Regions from separate parts of the Mus musculus genome. Here region 1 is linked to region 2. The links are chromatin loops, found by intact Hi-C in ENCODE. Cell type or tissue: left cerebral cortex. All regions are shown on one strand.

What was found. Peaks named below come from ENCODE experiments on the same cell type or tissue, not always from the same donor. Only the 100,000 strongest peaks of a DNase experiment are listed, where the experiment ranks them.
Region 1: it touches region 2 in a loop (4-fold over the local background); 7 of 42 quality-filtered maps call a loop at or near these places.

The regions. Positions count from the first base shown.
Region 1 is chrX:164,088,800-164,096,799 of GRCm38, reverse strand. It overlaps Cltrn (collectrin, amino acid transport regulator), which reads right to left and starts at 6,613. Exons shown (of 6, transcript NM_020626.2): 1 at 6,470-6,613; 2 at 6,053-6,111; 3 at 1,839-1,924. The coding sequence starts at 6,527. In left cerebral cortex, no CTCF peak of the experiment used is centred here; a DNase peak (open chromatin) is centred at 7,936.
Region 2 is chrX:164,393,887-164,401,886 of GRCm38, reverse strand. It overlaps Vegfd (vascular endothelial growth factor D), which reads right to left. Exons shown (of 7, transcript NM_010216.2): 4 at 7,306-7,454; 5 at 5,854-5,954; 6 at 1,029-1,224. Among named protein-coding and RNA genes, the nearest start is that of Piga, 22 kb to the left of the region's middle. In left cerebral cortex, a CTCF peak has its summit at 3,192 (motif pointing right); DNase peaks (open chromatin) are centred at 1,166, 1,470, 3,224 and 5,001.

The sequences.
Region 1 (8,000 bases), 310 kb after region 2:
CACACACACACATACACACATGCACACACACACACACACTGAAATAATGTTTCACTATGTAGGCCTAGTTGACCTAGAACTCACTTTGTAGACCAGGCTAGCCTCAGACACTCAGTCCCACCTCTGGAAAACTGCCATTAAAAGGTGTGTACCATCACACCCGGATTCCTTTTCCTTTTTTATTTTTTATGCTCACATCAGATATTGGGAATCTGAGGGAAATCAACTGATAGTTATCCTCTTCTCTGGGCTCTGAATTATTGCAAAAGTCACTCTTTAGTAAAGCACTTAGGACTTGGAGATAAAAGGACTGGTTGGAGACTATTTAATCCCCAGGCAAATTTTTCCTCCCAATCATAAAAAAATCCCAAAATTAAACCAGAAGAGGGTGATACATGCCTGTCATTCCCAGTACTCAGGATGCTGAGACAGAAGGATCAGGATTTCAAGACCATCTTTAGCTACATAATGAATTGAAGGCCAGCTTGGACCACATGAGACTGTCTTACGCCACCACCACCACCAATCCTGAAATGAACTAAGTTCAACCGTAACTGTCTTTGGTAGAGCTGAATTGAGATAGGTATCCTGTGTTTGGGGAATACATAGCAGGCTGTACAATATGGAAACTTCCAATCTAAGTGCTCCTTAACTGTACAGAGCAAATACAGCCTGCTCGTACTTGGAAGTTCTACTAGGAAGCAGCACCAGGAGAGCCTGGTGGGAGCAGATAGGGCAAGCTTGCTTGAAGACGCTTTATCCAGCCCACCAGTCATTTCACCTCCTGCTGGAGGCACTGGAGAGGGAGTAGAGAGCCACCAGGAGTGGTAACATAATCACAAATAGAAAAGGACAGAATCTCTACAAATAGAGAAGATACATGCAGGAGAGTAGGGAACAAATATAAAACTGTTAAAAATGGCCCAGGCATGGTAGCAAGCACCTTTAACTGCAGAGAGACAGGGCAGGCAGATCTCTGTGAGTTCCACACCAGCCTGGTCTACATAGCTCCAGGACAGCCAAGGCTACATCATGAGACCCTGTCTCAACAAAAAAAAAAAAAAAAATTAAAACTTTGTACTAAGTGATTTTAAGAAAATTAACAAGATATATATCAATGTGGGGCCCATATTTTGGTTACTTTTTAGAGAATAGATTTCTTTGATATTACCTAGCTCTCTGCAAGAAAAATTACAATGGAAACATGGAAAGCTTAGGACATAAAAGATGTAAATATAATTTTGATCATGGCCATTGATAGTCATATTACCTAACCACTGAACAAAGGGAATATGATAGAAATTGTAAGCTGAGCTCTACTGTGAATGTTTAAGTGTTCCATAAATATGCAGGTTCCAGGCTGGTCATGGTATCTCATGCCTGCTACCCCAGCACTTGAATGGCTGAGGCAGAAGGATCATCACAAGTTCCAAACCAGCCTGGGTTACACAGCAAGTTCCAGGACAAGCAAGTTTACATAGAAAGTTACTAAGCAAAGCAAGGGCTGGAAAGATGGTTCAGTGGGTAGAGACAGTTGCTGCCAAACCCGAGGGCCTGAATTTCATCCCCTGAACCCACGTCACAGAAGGAAAGAATTAACCTCCCACAAGATGTCCTGACTTCCACTTGCATGTCATGATGTGTGTGTGTGTATGCACACATGTAGACATACACACACCTACACACACACAAAATAAGTAAATAAATAATAATAAAAATTAAAAAGAAAACTGCTGGTCCCTTAAATCAGGGGAGGGTACTAGATCATATTCAACATAGGAAATTGAAATAATGTATTATCTCAAACAGGCACTTGAGATTTCGTGCTGTCAGCTTACTCTGTTGCTTCTCTGTTGGGAACTTTTCTCATGGAGAATGCCACCATTGCTCTGAAGAGGTATTCTTGATCCGTGTCCCAGACATACTGAAAGAAAAGGGAAAGTCGGGATGAATGGGATAGGAAAGAGTCCATTTGATGGTATGTTCCATCACCCTCCTCCTCCTCCTCTTTCTCACCCACCTCCATATGTTTCTCACAAAGCAGGGATCATGACAACTCACACCTCATTCTAGCACCTCATGAGAGTATTGTTAAGAACCAGGCTCATACTGAGATAGAAACACATATTTTATCATAACTGTTCTTTCTTTCTTAGAGTGCTGAAAAATAAATGATCCTAAACAACAGCAGAAAATTTATCCCCTGGTTACCTTCTCTATACATGAAGGGTGTATATATATATAGATATAGATATAGATAGATAGATAGATAGATAGATAGATAGATAGATAGATAGATAGATATTCTTTCCTAAGTAGTTTCAGAGTCCAAGCTTACAATAAATAACCTTAACACCCAGGAGGGTGGGGTAAGAGAGTCGAGACAAGCTCAAGGCTGGACCAGCCTGGTATATATAAAGAGTTCCAGGCCAGCCAGAACTGCATATTGAGAGCTTGTCTAATAAAAAACTATACATATAGGACTAGGTAGATAGCTCAGCAGGTAAGAGCACATACTGTTATTACAGAGGACCTGAGTTCAGTTCCCAGCATCCATATCAGGTGGCTCATAATCACCTGTAACTCCAACACTAGAGTATCTGACACCCTCTTCTGATCTCTATGGACACACACAAAACTAAATATTAATTTTAAAAATAAGTATACATATGTATTACATGTATATGTAATTTTATATACAATATTACAAATGAGTATACACGTATACACATCCCTCTGTGTGTGTGTGTGTGCGCGCGCGCGCGCACAGGGAAGCCTTGTTGTGATGTGGAGACAGGGAAGGAGCCTGCTCAAATATAAATGAGAATGCCAGTGTAGCAAACAAAAATGACAATGTCAACCAGAACTTGCCAGAGCATGGCTTTAAGTTGCATTTGGGATCTTAGTAAGGATACCTTAGTTCCTTTTACAAGATGAGCAGAGCTCTCCCAGCAGGAGTGTGGCTTAGGCCACAGAATAAAGCTCCTGAGAGCTGGAAAACACTAACTAGTGCTGCTTTGTGTTGGGAATTGAGCAGAGAGAACTAACTTGAGTTGAAGGCAAGACTAAAAGTCGGTGTGTCTAGCAGTCACGTCACATTTCTACTATGGCTTTCAAAGTATTTCCGAGTAGTTTCTAGGAAAAAATGTATAGTAATAAAAAATGTACACAACTAAAGAATGATAAGGAACGTGTTGCTCAGAGATACAGTCCTGGCTTAATACCCACAGACCAAAATAGCACGGAAGAGACATAGACAAGAAGGCTCATAGTACTTTATGTACCTGTTGTCCAGGTATCTAACATACAGACAGTATAAGTATAGACAACTGAATGTATTGTTAGAGAACAGTTGTGGCTTCATGGACCACACAGTGCATATCAACTGCATGTATTTATCTGTCATCTCATATTCCTTGCTTCCTCATTTGAATAACACTTCTACCAAGTCCTCGAGTCTCCCAGGTCATTTTACTTTCTGCTTGCATCGAAGAACACTGAAACCTCACATTTTAGTTGAATAGTCAAAAGTAACAAGAGAGTCACAAAAATGGGACTTGTTTAATTTTAAATTCATGATGCCTGACCCTCAAATTCCCTGCTCGCCTCTTAGCATTCTCCATAAGTTCTTTGTCTCAAGACAATTGTCTGTCCCAAGATGGCTTCAAACTTCCGACAGTTCCCCACCTCATCATAATACTTTTTCTTCCACCTCAGCTCTCAGTGGATGCTTTTGGTTTTATACTCACTCCAACATCCAAAGCAGAAGTCTGAACCCAGGGACTTTCCCTTGCAAGCTCTCCACCAGTGAGCTTAATCCTTCACCCCTGAGTTTGTAATTTAGAGATAAAAGTCTCAAGTTAGCGATTTAACCTCCCTTGACCTCCCAAGGCAAAGAAACAAACCTTCCACCACTGTACTTCCTAAGCACTTCCTCTCCTCAAGTGCCAGACATTTGTCTCCTGATAAAGGCTAATCCCCACAAGTGTGCTGGGAATGCCTCTGCTCCTCCCTTCCCAGACTTGAAACCGCATCAGTTTCTTCTGAGTACTCAAGGCCAGTTGGAGTCTGTCCGCTGACTTTTACTCATGCTCAACTTGTTTCCACTAAACCAACAGTAAAAACCTGTGGTTTTGCTCCATCTTCCGACTGCTAGCTCTCTCCAACCTTTCAGAGCCAGACCTCCCTCTCCCTCCCCCTCTCGGGGTCTTATTATCACAGGCTAAGTGGGTAATGAAGAAGGACCGTGAACTTCTGATCCTTCTGCCTCCATCTCCTAACTGCTAGCAGGCCTGGCTTATGGGGTGTTAGAGATGGAACTCAGGGCCTCACACATGCTTGGCAAGTATTCTCCCAGCTGAAGTACAGCCCAAGTCTCCTGACTCAGCAGCCTCCAGACCAATCCAAAGGATTTATAGGAGTGACCTATACTTCTGCATGTTCACCCCCAACTTACCCTGCTTATTTTATCCCCCTCTCCAATATCTGACTTTTTCCTTCTCCATCTTTGCAAAAACAGCTCCTGCTAACCTCCTCAGCCTTCACAGAATGATCTTGGCCTCTCACCAGCATTTGATGGTTTAAACAGTTCCTTTGTCTTGAAACAACCTCCCTCCCACCCACTGCCCGCATGAAACACATTTCCCATGCAGTCCCCCTTTTTCAAGGTCCTCAATGTCGTGTTCTTCCTCACAGCTTCTGTTCCAGACATCCTGGTCTTCTTTCCATCCTTCAGGGTCACCGAGCTCCTGGAGATTCTTGTTATGCTCACATGTGACAGCCCTCTGCCATCCTTCCCTCCTTCTCTGTTCTGTGTCTCTTCATGGTTACATTAGACATTGCAGAAGTGCCTGGGACAGAGGCTCCTGCTGAGGCCAGAGACCAGTATACTTCTCCTTCCTGTAATGCTTCTTAAGACTGCACATCGTATTTGCTTTACTCACTATTTGACACACAGCTGACTCTCACTATTATAAGTTCCGCAGGGAACAGACAAGCCCAGTGTTAGCTGCCATCACATCCCTAACATGCAGGCAAATCTAAAGATCCTGTGATAAGAGATTTTATACCCTGGCTGGGAGCAGGGTCTCTGCAGTCAAACTCGCTGGGTCTGACTCTCCTGCCATTTACTGACTTGAGATCTTCAAAGAGTCGCGTATGTGTCTGGGCCTGTATGTTTTCACTCATCCAGTCAGAATGGATATACCTGTACTCAAAGGGGAAGGGCTCAGAAGCTGATAGGAGTTTAGTGTTTAGAAGAGCCTCCACAAAGAAGTAATAAATAAATAATGATTTGATAAAGGTTTATTTTATATGCTATAACAACTATTACTTATCAGACGAATAATGAAAACTCTGGCAGCTGATTAGTTAGCAAGTAGAATACTTTCAAATCCCTTTAGCAATCTGGGTTTTGTTTGTTTTTTTTGTGGTATGAGGCATTAATATCACCTACTGGTCTTTTTTTTTTAATGCAGAGCATACTAGGACACTGACACTAAAGTTAGACAATAGCATCTCCTTAATTCAGTGATCTTTCCTACTCTTCACCCCCTATAGACTCTGAGGATCTTAAACTTCTATTATTTCAAGCACAATCTCCGTACTGTCACCTTCATAGATGGGAAGAATTGAAGCTTCACATAGAACTGGATAATTTTGTACTATGAAATAAATTGGTAGCACCAGTCTTTCTTTCTGAGAACTAGAAAACAGACTGATAACATTTAGATGCCCATGATAGTGGAGGGCAGACTTTACCTAGACAAACACATCTACATCAGACCAGACAGCCCACTTTGCTCTATGTTGCTGGACTGAGTCTTTCAAGCTTTCAAAGCTGTTTTCCATAACACAATTTCCCCATGTATTTTCAATCACTCAGTACTGATTGTGTACTTTAAGAAAACTCATTCTATCAGTGACTCCCATGTTACTGTAATCTAGCTTTGGCAAAAGATCAGACTTGAAGACTCAGAAGCCATCTATTTGAGAAAAGCCCAGAGCTATTGGAAAACAAAACTTGAAATGAGCCAGCAGGTGTTCTACTTACTGCTTTATCTCCAAGAGCTGCTCTGATGCTAAGTCTTACTTTAAAGGCATTTTCTGCATCTGCCAGAGAGAGGGGGAAAAAGAAAAGGGAGGGGGGGGACAACAAAGAGCAGTAAATTAGGATAAACTGTGAGAAAACGGAGCCTGATAAACCCTAATGTTTAACACAGCCCAGATGAACATAACAAAGAACTACAATTGATCTGTACTAGTGCCCCTGCAACTTAAAAGAAAAAAAAAGCCTATGAAATCACCCCCATTTTCCCTTCCGATTGCTAAGAGTCACTGGTTCAACTTTCAAGCCACATGTCCAAAGACTTAGGAAAAAAAAATCATTCTTTTTTTTTTTCTCCACTCTATGACTTTTCAAGCATTCAGGAATCTGTTAATTTATTTTTTAAGCTTCAAGGCTACGTACCTGGATGGCAGAGTTCAGCGTGAATAGTAGTCACCAGGAAAAAGAGCGCCCACAACATTCTTTCAGAGCCGCAAACAGAAGACAAACTGAGGGGAAAATAATCCACTCTCTACTTAAAGCTGCTTTAACCATTCTGTGACCCGGATTAGGGTATCGGAGAAATCAGCGAGCCACCATCTAAAAGGTTTAATAATTAACGCCCATCAGTTGGGTTAATACGTCCATAGAAGCGAACCATCCCCTGTCAGTTATTTACGAAAATCTATTTGAGAAGCAGGTTAGTGGGTTCTTCCTCAAACTCTACCTCATAAGAATGTTTCCTGAGCTGACACAATCAGAAGCCTCCCACCTGCCTCCTGTAGTTGTTTGGTTAAGCTAAACGTGGAGAGCATGGAGTTTTCTTTGGCATAATCTTTGTGCCCTTTCAGGCTAACCAATCTGATTCAAAGACAGGCTACCATACTTAGGAAACAAATATAACTCCTTTTTCACCTCTGGAGAGTAAAGGGAACAAGACTTCCTAGACTGTTGGTTGGTTAACAATTCCCAACTAGAGGATGGCTAGGTTAAACTCTAAGATCTGGCTACTGTCTAAAACTCAACATTAATGATATAAAGCCTCACGCTGGAGATGATGATCATTGGGTGATGACGATGGTGATGGTGATGACGATGGTGATGGTGATGGTGATGGTGATACCTTCCCTGAACAGTGCTCTGTCCTGGTGCCACTAGGAAGAAATGAATGCTAACCCTTTAAAAGGGGCTAGAACTGCTAAGAACCTGTCATTTAGTTAAGTTGCTACACAGTGCTAGTGACAACATTGTTCAGCGCAACTATTTAACAATGACTAAGAACTACTTACTGTGAGCTAGGCTCCCTGATTATTTCTCAAATCCTTACAGTGGTTACAACCGTCTCACATGTGGGGTATCCAAGGACTGAGCGTTAAAGTCATTGGGTGCAATGACATGAGGAGAATGTCCCTTTCCCAGCTACCCTGACTTAGCTTCAAGCTTATCACCATTACACTGAGTCTCTGGTCCTAAGAGGTCAAAACTGAAATTAAAACCAACCCCTGAGATACTCTGAGGTCTAAGATAGTGGGATGAAGGCTCTCCCCCAGTGGGCATCCCACCAACCATGGCAATAGAAGTTCCTTGGGGCCTAGGCCTGGGCTTTCCTCTCCCTCGTGGCAGTTCCTTCCTGGAAAGTCCTGAGTGGGAAGATGAGCCTGGATGACTCTGATGTTCAGTAGGACATTTATTTGGGTTTTGAAGCAACAAGGAGGAAGCTATGAGCAGGGGCATGTCTGTTCCACTGAGAGACACGGTGGGGGCAGGGTATGTTGGAGATGGCTCTCTTCTGTCAGCTCGACCCACCCAAGGGAGGTCGAGCGATACCCACCATTTCTCCACCTTGGCACCAGGGATGTTGAGAGAAGAAAAGCTGTCCCAGAGGAAGAGGCAGCCAAGCCAGGCCAGCCACTCTAGCAATGTCACTGTTAAATGCAATGGAAATTTCCCAGAG
Region 2 (8,000 bases):
ATAAATGCAATATTCTATGTGGGCACTATACTGGCTAAGGTTTCAGCCCTAACAAAGATGTTGATATCACCTCCCGTGAAGCTTGGGGGCACAGCAGAAGAGGAGCTGGGGAAAATGTAAGAATCAAAAGATGGAGAGAAGGATGAGCAAACACCCATCTTCTAGGCATGCTGCAGACTTTGCAAGCGGAAACTCACACAGCTGTGATGATCTGCCCTAGGCCTACACAAGGCCAAACTTCTCAACAGTTAATTATGCATTTTGGGGGGGGGGACTCATCAGGGGTGGGGGCAAGGAGATGTAGGCTACTGGTGGAATCTGGAAGATGAGGGAGTCACTTTCTTCAGTTGTGGGAAAGATGAGCAAGGAGGAAATGAGTTGACAGGAATAGGCTAGGGTTGAGAGTGTAGGAGTAAAGGTAATTAGAAACGCATTTTATACGTGTATGAAATTGTCAAGGGACAAATTGAATTAATTTCTAAAAAAAATCTCAGTGGTTAGTTTGGGTAGATTTGGAAACTGATCAAAATCCAATCAATGGCTTCCAAAGGTTATAGTCATCCATAAGTTTCTTGCCTACAGAGAGAGAAAGAGGGATAGGGAGAGGAAGAGGGGGAGGGGGAGGGGGAGGGGGAGGGAAGGGGAGGGGAGGGGGAGAGAGAGAGAGAGAGAGAGAGAGAGAGAGAGAGAGAGAGAGAGAACACTCCCTTAACCCTGCTGTTTAAATGCCAGTGACTTCTTTTATTCCCACTCATGACAGTGTAATGGCAGGCATGGCAGTACAGGTCTGTAATTCGTGAGACCCTGTTTTGAAACAAAGCAATTTAATCATCACTCTATAGATACTTCCACATATTTCTTAGATGCCAAACGTCTGTGTTCCTTTTTTTTTTTTTTTTTTTTTTTTTTTTTTTTTTGTAAGAGTGTGCTTGGACTCTGAGAGAAAAGAGCCTGAACAGATCAGATTAGTATGTCCTTTAAATGTCATCAGTAAACCAAGTTAAGGGGAAAGCGAAAAGACCATTGACCTGCAGGTGTCTGGGTGAAAAATCTTGTGCTTTTGGCAGCAGCTCTCCAGACTTTCTTTGCACTCAAAGCAACTGCAGTTTTCCGGGTGCTGAATGAGATCTCCCGGACATGGTGCTTTACAGACGCACTCACAGCGATCTTCATCAAACGTCATGTGCGGTCCACAGAGAGTGGGTTCCTGGAGGTAAGAGTGGTCTAAAAGAAATAGGAAAGTGATGATCCAAATTAATTGCAAGTTGTCCATCTTCCCAGTAAAACTTGGAACCTCCCAATCTCCTTGTCTATAAGTTTTTTAACCTTAATATTTCCACAGGGTGAAAAAGATCCATCTGTGATTTTATAACATCAGCATAGAACTCATGTGTTTTCGTAGGTTTTAAATTTAAAAAACACCATATGGTGAATGTTTCTGACAGATTTTTATGGTGGTGACTGACCAGTTAAAAATATAAACTTCTGTGCTGGAGAGATTGCTCAAGGGTTAAGAGAACTCCCTACTCCGGCGGAGGACTCAGGTTTGGTTCTTAACACCCACACGGCAATTTAAAACTGCCCATAACTGAAATCTAGGGGTGGGGGTTGGGAGTGGAGGGTGGCTGTTGCATTCTTCTGGCCTGCACGGGCATTTTGTGCACACCATGTAAAAGCAATGCAGGCAAAAAACACTCATACACATGAATTAAAAATCTATCTATCTATCTATCTATCTATCTATCTATCTATCTATCTATCTATCTATCATCTATCTATCTATCTATCTATCTATCTATCTATCTATCTATCTATCTAACCTATGTAACCAGCCAGTAATGACAAGATAGCAAGATATAGGCTGCCTATAAGTATGAATGCAGTGCTCTCCAGTATTTTAAAAGTGTGGGAACCGGAAGTACTAATGCTGTAGAAATGTTTTCCTCAGAATTTCCAGATATCTAATGATGCATTCCCTCATCTTAGATCACCACACTTGTAAGAAACATATAAAGGTAACAATGAACTCTGGTCTGATCTCGATCAGTGAACTGAAATACATTGCAAAAAGAGTAAGAGACAGGCTAGGAGGCGTGGCTTTCTGGGTAGAGAATGCTTGCTTAGAGTCCATGAGAAGTTTTGGGTTCAGTCTCCTGTGGCTCCTAGACTGGGTGTGGTGACACATGATTGTAATTCTAGCACTCACTCCAGAGGTAGAGGCAGAAGGATTGAAAGTCCAAGGTCATCCTCTGCTACATATTGAATTTAAGGCTAGACTGGAACTCCTAAGAGTCTGTCTCCAACAGAAAGCAAAAGCAAACAATTAGTGGAGAAGGTGAAAATTTTGGAAGCCCGTGCACTTTTAATCTCAGCATTCATGCAGGTTTTGGAAGAAAATGAATATCTCTTCCCCAAACCTGCTTCTTGTTCAGTTAGCCTCATTTGGGGGCTGGCACCATTGTCCACTAGATCTTGTAGTCAGGGTTTCCACCCTGTCCCTTGTTCATGCCCTCTCTTCTCCATGACACTGCCTCGGTCACAATTCACCCAGTACCTGGTATTTCTTGTGTTGGTGGCTGCCGCTCACATCACAACCACACTGTGCACCCCTTCAGTCTTTCCCTCACATGACTATCAAATGCAAACCTAATCCCTATCACCACCAAAGCTTTACATGTACTTTTATTCATTTATTTTTTGAGACAAGGTCTTATTATGTAGCCCTGGCTATTCCTGGGTCTTGCTATGTAGACCAGGCTGGCCTTGAACTCATAGAGATACACCTGTTTCTGTTTCCTCAATGCTGTGATTAAAGATGTGAGCCACCATGCCTGGCTACGCTTTAAGTGTCTTAAATCTTCCTCCACACACAAAAGGCCAAATTTTACATCAGGATATAAAAGATCTTCCATGATCTTGACCTTAAAAAAACTTTCATGCTCATTCTTAGCCCTCTCTTATCCACCCCCTGCCCCGCCACCTCTCCCCAAAATGGCAATCTCTCATGATCCGGTCTCCTGGTTTTGACTGCTCTTTAATTGGCACATATTTAGACAAAGAGTCCATTTTGAATCTCATGACCAGGACATAGATGAGCTACATACGTTATAAATCCCTGAGGCAAATGTCAATGTAGGGCAAGACAAGGAAGGCTTGATAACTGAAAAACAGTCAAGGGTTCATATTGAGCACAAGGTGGCAGCAAAGACTCACAAGAAAACTCTCTATTGGCCCCACAGAGTAGTTTAGGTGGAACACAATCCTGAGGAATTCAGCACAGTATGTGGCAGAAGCAGAACATAGGTCCTTAGCAAGTTAAAGGGAACAGAGACTGGATGTAGGAGAACTAGGTTAAACAGCAACTAACTGGGGCTGACACCTCGAAGTATTTCATATTGGTGTTCATACCTAGGGACATCGACTCTGGATTACCAATGTATCCTGTCCTCAGCCTTGTTCCATTCACTACTATTATTATGTCTTATTCATTACAGCAATGAAACTGAGTCGGACTTGCATCAACTGCATTCATTTGGAGAATAGATGACTGTAGACAAGGAACTTAGCTCAATATCTTTGTATGCAGAAAAGGTGTTTAGTACACAGAAAGTAATGTGTCATGGGCAGAATGGGACCACTGGAGAAGCAGATGGGAACTTTGGCACATGAGAACGTTAGGAGTGGTGAGAACTAAAAGTAACTGAGCTGCAATCCACACCCTCCGTCCTCCCTCACCTCCACCACTGTTACAGCTTCCCCCAAAGGTTCCCTGCCCCATGTTCTGCTCAAAGCAACTCACTCTCTTCCACACAGTTGCTGGCTGGATCTTTCTACATTCCCAATGGGTGTTACCACTGTCTTTCTTGAAGCATTTGGGTGGTTTTCATTTGTCTAAAAGATCACCTCTTTCACTCCAATCATGCAAGTATCCCCAGCTTCATCCCTTCAAATCTACCCCTTCCCCTCAGTATGTATGTGTGCCCATAGTAAGGTTAACCTTCATTGCTGACTTTACAGGACTCTAGTACTTTCAGCTCTTGGTGTGCCTATGAGCATACTACCAGAGAAGATGAATTGAGGAAGACCCACTGTACACATGGGCTGGGCAGTCAGACTGAACCGAAGGAGGGAGGGGAACTGGAAATGCTGATAGATAGGAGCTTGTCTGCTTCCTGGCTGGAGATACAAAGTGATCAGCACTGCTCCTGCTGCCAGACCATTCCCAGCATGATGGACTGTTCTGTATCAAAGTGAAAGGCAAAATGAGCCCGCCCGCCCGCCCTCCCTCCCTCCATCCCTCACCTTCCTTCTTCATTCCTTCTTTTTTCCTCTCCATTGCTTTTGTCAGATATTTTATTACAGCACCTAAAAAGTAACCAATGTGTTCCCCCACTAACCTTTCCCAGCACTGGGTTTTTGCTTTCTCACCTAAGCCCTGCTCAGAGCACATCTCTCTTTCCATCCTCAATGTATGAACCTACCTAGTGAGTCTTCCCCAGGAATTAACATCCCCCTGAAAGAAAATGCCCCACCCAGGTTATGACCCCTCCTCAAGTCTGTAGGGCCCAACCTGTTTATTTGAGGTGCCCCCCCCCCAGGGAACTCCTTGGCTTCGACTCCACGCAGGATTGGCTGATGGTGATTTAGCAACTGCATTGTGTCATGCTGCCTCAATTGTCACCCTTTACTTTGTTGTGTCTGTGTTGAAACTATATGTGTGTGAGCCTTTGGCTAGATAACTTCAAAAATATTTTACCTCCCATCCTAGTTTGAGCTCTTACACTGGTGCCGAGAACTGGAACCTGAGGACAAGAGCACTAAGAGCTTGACATTTCAGACAGATTCTATGGCTCTGGATCCTTGCTATTCTTGCTAGGAGATCAGAGTTTAAAACAAGCAACGTTCACGTTGCATGGTCCCCTGTGATAGTTTTCAGTGGAACCAAGTCACATGTGTGGAAATAAATTTTAAAAAAAGTAAACCATCATGTTTGTTCAACCATATGTTCATGCCAGGATTCAGAGCTTTAACAGATCGGGAGATGGAATGACAGGCTAGCAATTCCCTATTTGGCTTAGCCCAGGAGCATGATGTGTTCCAGTTACAGACAAATGTTCCCACGTGTCCTCCTTCTTTCCTTTATTTTTTTCCCAGAGTATTTGCTTGCTTTCAAATGGTGCAGTTGAAAGAAACCAAGTTCCAAATGACCTATGAGTTTCACCCCAAAGTAGTTTTCATTAGAGTATAACACCTGCTTTAGGGGGCTTTGTCCACTTTGTACTTTTCTTTGAGAATGAACAGCGAAGCGAACAGAGAAGGCTCTAAAATCCAACCACTTCTGGCACTGTTATCTGTGTGAGAGTGAGGAAATTACTAGATATCTCGGGGTAGACACTGTGTGCTTGTAAAGAGGGATGATCATGAGTTGTGAACATTGTGGGATGTTGTGCCTTGATTGAGACGCTTGACCCTCAGTTGTCTGGGGGAGGTTATGGAACCTTTAGGAGGCGAAGCCTTTCTGGAGGAAGTACGTCACTAGAGGCGGGCTTTGGAGGGTTATAGCCTTACTCTAGCTCCTGTTTTCTCTTTGCTTCCTGAGTGCAGATGAAATGTGACCGGTCAGTTTCCTGCTCCTGACGCCCTGCCTGCCTGCTCACATACCTTCCCCACTATGATGGGTTACCCTCAAACATGAGTCAAAATATGCTCTTCCTCCCGGAAGTTGCTTTTGGTCACAATATTTTATCACAACCACAGAAAACTAATACACGTGGTCATAGTGAATGCTCAGCCATGCTAAATGTTGTATTCCTTCTATCAGTATGGTTAGTACTTCACTACTGCCATCCTTACCTTCTGTCCCAGGCAGTGGAGTCTCGTCTTGCAAAACACATTTACATTTGGTGTTATCCCACAGCATGTCAATAGGACAGAGTTTCTTGGAATGAGGACATCTAGGAAAAGAAAGCAAAGAACCAGATTTAAAAGTTTTTCAGAGTAATCCTACTTTGGGAATATTAAGTCATTCTTAATATTTGATATCTAATAATCTAAACATTCTGTGTGGAGCATGTTAGTGCTTTCAAATTTTGTTTCTAAGAGTGATACAGGAGAACAAATGTTTGTCTCTCACGGCATGGTGACTGTGAAAAAATTACAACTGTGTGAGAAGAGTTGTAAAGACCTTAACGTTGGGGCTAAAGAGCCGGTTCAGCAGCTCAGAATGAGTACTGTTCTTCCACGGGGCCGAGTTCAGTTCTCAACACCCATGTGGATCGGCTCACAACCACCTAGAATCCCTCCTCTAAACGATCCAGCACTTTCTCCTGGACTCCAATGGCACATGCACAGATGTGCAGACCCACACACATGCATACATAGACACAAACAAACAAAAGAAAATATGGAGCTTACTTTATATTTAGAAATGACATCTTATGACATAATAATTCTATAGTTATAAATATTCTATTAGGGAAACTTTAGAGACTAAACTTGGATTTATGAGAGTCACTGTTTGCACAGGAGTGAGGGGAGACATGGTAGCTATGAGGCTGGAGCAGTTTTACAATGCATTCGGCCACTCATTCTAAGAACAAAGGTGTTGGGCCAATGTGGCAGCACATCTTAAATCCCAGCACTCAGGAAGCACAGGCAGAGTTCAAGGGCAGCCTGGTCTACAGAGTGAGTTTCAGTTCAGCCAGGGATACAAAGTGAGATCCTGTCTCAAAAATATCAAAATAAAAAACAAACATACAAAAAAAAACCCACAGTAAAACCCTGAAGGTGTCTGAATCCAAACATGCTGTGTTCATGATCCTCAAGGTTTTGGGTCCTACTGTAATATAGATATAGCACCTAGTAAAAAAATAATGTGTTTGTCAAATACTATGAATAGATCTGGTTTTAAAGTCAGAAGATGAAAAAATTTAATGAAGAGAATGTAATTTTTGCAATTACAATGCAATTGCAACTTATATTTTTTCTATTTGTGTCTTCAACATTTTGATTAGTGTATATTGTAAAAAAATAATGGTTTTCACCATACCATATTCATGCATGCATAAAATATACTTCACCTGCACTTTTCTCCTCTCTTTTCCTCTCTGCCTCCTCCTCTTCATCTGCTTCCTTTCCCTAAAAACCCCCCTTCTACTTTCATGTCTTTTTGTTTTTTAATGCTCCATAAAACAGAAAATGTGCAACACATGTCTTTCTGAGGATGCCTGTATAATGGGTAAAGGAATGTACATGCAGTTTTGTCAAAAGCAAGAACAGACATTATCAAGTCCAGGAAATGCTTACTCATCTTCTTCTGGGGTCTGAATGGATCTTCTGATAATTGAGTAAGGATGGCGGGGGCCCGTGGGCAAGCACTTACAACCCGTATGGTTGGCAATTTTAACAGGCACTAACTCGGGCACTGATGTCAGAGGCACTGATATCTCAAAGAGCTGCAGCAAAGAAAGAGAACCATGATGTAAATTTTATTGTATACTTTTCTCAGTTTCCACCATCTGCATTTTTGCCCTTATCCTTTATGGTAATGACTTCAGCAAAGTTATTCATGAGCAATAGAGTTAGTCATTGTAAGTAAGCGGTTTGGAATGCCGGGAGTCAGGAGACAGGGGGCCTTATCCAGCTTGCTCTCCTAAGTGTTTTCCTAATCTGTTCTTTTCACTATCATTCAAGTTCTTTAAAAATCCCTGCTCTCTGCTCTTGTTTTTAAAATTGAATATAAATTGTAAGTATAAACAAAATAAAATCTTTGGTGGTTCTTTGGGACGTGGGTGGATTTGATTGTTATTTAAACTACTTACTCATCCCTTCCCAAACCATTTCTATTGATGACAGACAATTTCCTACCTCCTGGCATTGAGCTTGGCCATAAAACTTGTTTTGGCCAATAAGATGATAGCTGACACCACATAGTACAAATTGGGACTGTGCATGCCTTGTGAGATTTATTATGTCTTGCTTATGGTATAGCCATGAAATGG